2 separate regions of the Mus musculus genome follow, and region 2 is linked to region 1. Evidence: chromatin loops called from intact Hi-C (ENCODE). Cell type or tissue: heart. All regions are shown on one strand. Links, peaks and the distances in the headings refer to the core of each region. The heading gives the core; the rest is flanking DNA.

Region 1 (2,908 bases), core at 238-2,737:
GACTGCTGATGTCTAACTCTATGAACTTACCATGCTGTATTCAACAAGCCAACCAAAACAAACGAGAGAGAGAGAGAGAGAGAGAGAGAGAGAGAGAGAGAGAGAGGTGGGGGGGGACAGGGAGAGAGAGACAGGGAGAGGGGGGGACAGGGAGAAAGAGAGGGGGGACAGGGAGAGAGAGAGAGACAGGGAGAGAGAGAGGGAGGGGGGGGACAGGGAGAGAGACAGGGAGAGAGAGACAGGGAGAGAGAGAAAGGGGGGACAGGGAGGGAGAGAGAGGGAGAGAGAGAGAGAGAGATCCGAACCACTAAGAATTAAAATCCTTTCCCACACCCCAACCAAAAAATGACAAAAGGTGTAGAATTTCTGAATAATTCTGGATACTCTAAAACATTTTTTTAGAAGGCAAGTTGACTTTTAACTAAAACAGTCTACAAACTTTTTTTCCTGTTTTTCATTTCTTAAATATAAGAAAGGCATTCTCTGCTTCTAGCCTGTCTCACTCAGTCTCCTCCTTTGTGAAGCGCTCTTCACACTTAAATGGCATCCTGCTAGGTCCTGGCCACCTCAGGCTTCCCTCCTATCTCACCTGATTAGGCAGCCTCACCCACAAAGCCAGACTGCAGCCTCCTTCCTTCCGACTCCAGCCCCAGCTGGAGCTGCTGCAGTTGAGGGCTCTCCTGTGAGCTGGCTCTGAGAGACAGAGAGCTCTAACCTGTATCTACTCGCTGCTCACACAGAAGCAAATGCTCTCCTCGGTGATCAGATCCCAACCAAAGCAGTGCCAGAGAGACGTGCACAGGCTACTCCAGATGGGATGCAAGCCGGCCTTGGGAAGACTGTTTGTCTGCTAGTACAATTCATATCATGCCTCAGAGGAAATGAAAATAACACATTTCCCTGCTTTATCCATTGTTCTAGAAGTTTCTGCAAAGTTTCCAAAGGAAAAAAACACAATTCTAGGAGGTTTTTAATAAATATTTTAAATAGATATGAAAAAAGCAAGGATTCATTATCCTTAAAGTTCCTCTATTTCCAATAGACAAAGTTGAAAGTGAATTTGTCATACATATTTGAGAAAATATCTTAATAGGTACACCAGGCTCCGAGCCTAAAGCTTGCTATGTAGCTTCAGCTTATCTCAAACTCATGGTCACTGTGCCTCAATCCTTTGGATGCTAGTTACTACCAACATACAACACCATTCCTAGTGACAACACACACACACACACACACACACACAGAGTATCTAACATTCCTTAACTATTCATGTTAATCTTCACTTCACAAAAGGGTTCACGTTATTTTGTCATTAATGTTTTTTCCAGCAGGGGGCGCAAGCAAAAAGGTGAGTGCCACCAAACTGCACCCACCATTTGACAAGCCTTACACTTCTGCTTAGAATTTGAGTTCTTTTAAAAACCTAGAGATTACAAAAAGGACACTGTCAACCTACTGCTATCCAAAACTGAGTCACCAGCATGAAATTCCCAGCCACTGCACACTGTTTAGATTTGCATAGCTCGGTGCAGGGCTAAAGTATGGAAGCTGCAGGAGCCACTCAACACGAAGGAGTGGGCACAGGAAGGGCTGAACTTATGCTCAGTCCTTAGGACCAGCTGGGCCAAAACAACACTCAACAGAAATCAGCAGGCCAGAGCCAGGGTTTGCAAGCTGGCATCAGAATCCTCTCCCACGCTCACACTGCTAAGGCAGAAATCACTTTAGTAATTTAGGGAAAAGTAGCCTACAAGAAAATGGACAACATTCCACAGAGCTTCTTCTATTCCTTCACTTTACTCTTTAGCCATAATTAACATATAAAAAATGCAGAAGCCACCAAAAACATAAATAACTCTATCAGCAACTGAAACTTTGAAATAAATAAAAAGTCAACACTAATGTGACTAATACAAAAGTCAGCGAAGAGAACATTAGGGCACCATTATTTACTCTCCAAGCCCAGAGAGAAAACGTGATTCTGAAGCTAACAGGAACTATTACCAAAGCAAATCTTCCATATTTTCAATAAGAGAAATTACATATTACATTATGCATAGCCACAACACAGATACCTCAGCTTCTTCCTGTGGAACAAAAGACAGCATTTTTGAGCTTTTCTCCTTGGGCCAAGCACAGTCCCTCCCACAGTATAGTGCCCTGGTCCACACAGCTAAATACTGTATAGCAGCGAGTCCCTGTGCCGATGAGTTCTGGATAAACCTCCCGAGTATTTTTACAGTCTTGATTTTATTTTAATTTTATGTTAATTCTAGATTTTATGTTAATTAGCAGGAGTATCGATGGATAAAACAAAGTCGCCCAATGTTTAATCTGGACTTATAAAACCCCGTCCAGCAGCCTTCCAGAGCCTTCTTTTCCTCTCAGGCAGGCACATCACCAGTATCCATCCACAAGTTGCCTTCACCCTCGCCCTGCTCGCTGGGACCCCTGAAGCCTGAACTGCAGCCCTGTTTGATCTGCTATGCAGTGAAATGATTTGGATTTGCATATACACTCTCAAGGCTGTCTGCTATCAAAGCCTTAGGCAGATAAGATGTCACTGGATAGATGCCAGCTGAGCCTGAGGGGCGTCACAGCACACAGTTTTCAACCAGCTCTTGGTTTGGGAGCAGCAGCAGGAGTGTCAACAGGAGGATGAGTTTATTCCACAGTTATGAATGGTGGCGACCTGCCTTTCTATAAACACTCCTGGAGCTTTTCCTCCTGACTATCTACTTACAAAGGAACCCCAGGAAATTTTTTTGCCTACCTCTTCCATCTCAAAGGAGTCTTTCTGCTGCGTCATTATGTTCCGTATGGATGGGATTGTCAGGGGTGCACAAGGCTCTTTCTCGCTCGAAGACGCCTGGGCACTTTTCAGCTCACTGCTGCTCTCCAGCTCGCA
Region 2 (2,908 bases), core at 146-2,645, 270 kb after region 1:
AAAGGCTGATCAGTTAATGAGTGATGCTGGGTCAGGTGGACTGCCAAGTGGAGAAAATATAAAGTCAACTTTTCCTTTTATTTTTTCTACCAGAATAAATTTCAGATAGAATTTTTAAGAATATGCAGTTGAGACCATAAAAGTATTAAAAGAGAAATAGAGGTGTTTAAAGTCCCAAAGGACTTTTAAATATGACATAAGACTCAGAGATCAGAGAATAAATGTGAGAGAAACTCAGTGGTAAGTACTGAGAAACCTCAGCATGAAGGAAATGTCATAAATAAAAATGCAAGGGCAAAGAGACTGTGGAATGTATTTCTCACTATACAACAAGCAATCATGATTTTGCTCCAGGCCAAACTACTGTTATGATGAAAACAACCAGGGAAACACAGAACTCACTTGACAAATATGGCGTGATGTACAAGCTTGCAGAAAAATGGAAGCAACTTTTTAAATATTTTCATAGTCCAACCTTTCTCACTAAATGTTTACTAAATTGAAACTAGAATGAAATAGACATCGTAATCGCATATCCTTTGTCAAAGAGAATCCAACCCAGGTCATCCAACTTGGAGGTGGGAGCTTTAAGTCCTGAGCCATCTCACTAGCCCCGAAATCATCTTTAAAAACCCTGACCAGAAACAAATATGACATATAAAGACTTAGAGTGCATAGGCAGACTGCTTGTGTGTGCCTATGGAAGGATTCCCAGAGCCTTCTCAGTGTTTGCCTCCCAGGAGGGGAGCTAGATGTCCTGGAAAAAGCAGATGAAGATTTTAGGTTCTGTCCCTTGTTTACCTTTTTACTCTGTTTATAGAAGCTTCTCAAACTCACATTTCCACCGAAGCCCTTTGGGGCAAAGGAAAGCATTGCCGTAAGGCCTCCCAGGGATCTGGCTTCAGGTTTGGACAGCATAATCAGCTGACCAGGATGGTCTGTGGAGAGCTCTAGCCTTGGGCAATGTTGCTCCTCAGCTAGTGTTGCCAGAGGCTGAAGAGAGACGTTCTCACATCCAGACTCGTTAGGAGCAGACCTTCTAGCCAGAACTAGAAACAGTGTGACTTCTAGCCCAGCACCAAAGAAGAAAGACTCTTCCTTACTGACCTCATCCTCCCATGATCTGAAGGACTAACCCAGCACTGGTTCCTGCTTCCTACAGCTCCAGACACCCTCACTCTGTCCTCTGGGAAGAATGGCCCACCATCAGCAACGTCTACACTTTCACTTGCCTATCACACACACACACACACACACACACACACACACACACACACACACACACACACACATACACACACAGGATATTTGGACTCACTCCTGCCTTACGAGTGACCCAGCTCTCCTGAGGGCCTACAGCTCCCCCTGCAGTCCTCTAACAGGGTGACCACCTCTATGAACCATTCATTCCTGGAGCTGCTGCTATCTTCTTTCCTCCTCTCTCCTCTCACCCTTAAAAGCTCTCAGCTCTGACTCCAATTCTTCAGGCCTCCAGTTCGCACTGCCTTGTATAAGTGCCGGGGGTGTGGTTGTTGTTGTTGTTTTCCCCTTAAGGACTAAAGCTGCTATTGGCACTTATTCTGTTATACTCTGCTGGGGTGCAATTTGTTATTTTCACACATGTTCTCTTAGTATCTGTGTCAAATCCATCAAAGTCTTTTGAGTCTTTTACTTTATCCACACTCTCCCATAATAAATTTCCTGTGACTGCTGTTGTTTTTGACAAGGTCCCACTATACAGCCCTAGCTGATCCAGACCTCTTTGTATAGTCCAACTGGGCCCTGATCAGTGTAGGTGCCATATACGTTAACATTAGATTTTTCATATATTTTTAAAGTGGAAGAAGTTCTGACACTTTAGATATGACACCAAAGGGGAAAAGTGCCCAAAGGTGGATAGATATGGGAGAAGCAGAGAGATAAACTGTGTATAAGAACTGGTGGCCACATTGTTTCTCTCTGTTTCAGTTTCACTTTTAAAATAGGTGCAAAATCTAATGTTACCATCTATGGCACCCACACTGATGCAAGAACAATCTTATTCTACTCAGAACCTTAGCCAGCAGCACTAATTTTGCCTTCCTGTGGCTCTGCTAAGAACTCCAGCCTCTACACCGAGGCCAGAGTGAGCCTACTTAAAAACCAGAGGTTTTATTACTGCTTTGCTCAAAATTTACCATGTATCTCTTTCTAAGCAGCAAAAAAAAAAAAAAAAAAAAAAAAACAAAGTCCCTAGAAATAACTGGAAAGTTCTGGAAGACCTGACTTTTCCTACCAGGGAGTCACCTTCTCCCTCTTCTTTGCTGTAATTTTGTCTGTAGAATGCCTTCTGGCCAAATCTGAATTCGTTTCTGTGTCCATCCATTAGGATGCCATCTTTGTAAGGACAAGGGCTTCACTCATGGAACCTCAGATCCCCTGCTTCTGCCTGATACACAGCAGGCATGGAGGTGTTGGTGACGAAACTAGGACCATAGAAAATGGAGAAATTAAATTCAGTTTTTATAACGCCAACTGCATGGATACTGTCTGTTTACAAACGAAAAGACCTTCCGGCTAATGTAGATCTCTACACGTGTATGGACAAGGATGGATTTACTTCTGACTCTTGGTACCTGAAGCTTGAAGCCAGCTCCTGGCTCTGGCCTGGTTTAGTGAAAGCAAAGGAGACATTTGCCTGCTCAGTTCCTGGTTAAGAGACAGCAACAGTATTCTCATCAGATGCAGAATCTCACATCTCACAACTTTACAAAGCTGCTTCAGTAGCTTGTAAAGGGTGAAGTTTAGGATTATGTAAATAGCCTAATTGTCATCCGATAAATCAGGGATCCGTTATTGCTTGCCTGAATCAATTTTTCTAATTTCTGAAAGTAAGAGTTTTCTAACTTTGGAATGTTTCATGCAACTA

The links. Hi-C counts contacts between places; a loop is a spot of excess contacts. Peaks named below come from ENCODE experiments on the same cell type or tissue, not always from the same donor. Only the 100,000 strongest peaks of a DNase experiment are listed, where the experiment ranks them.
Region 2: a loop joins it to region 1, with 2.5 times the contacts of the local background. A loop is called at or near these places in 10 of 42 quality-filtered maps.

Annotation. Positions count from the first base shown.
Region 1 is chr2:79,644,974-79,647,881 of GRCm38, reverse strand. It overlaps Itprid2 (ITPR interacting domain containing 2), which reads right to left. Exons shown (of 18, transcript NM_080558.4): 8 at 2,774-2,908. Among named protein-coding and RNA genes, the nearest start is that of Itprid2, 11 kb to the right of the region's middle. In heart, for the core only: a CTCF peak has its summit at 1,326 (motif pointing right); no DNase peak of the experiment used is centred there; H3K27ac peaks cover 303 bases.
Region 2 is chr2:79,371,062-79,373,969 of GRCm38, reverse strand. The region is part of intron 2 of Cerkl (ceramide kinase-like); the gene reads left to right. Among named protein-coding and RNA genes, the nearest start is that of Gm22606, 24 kb to the right of the region's middle. In heart, for the core only: a CTCF peak has its summit at 1,389 (motif pointing left); no DNase peak of the experiment used is centred there.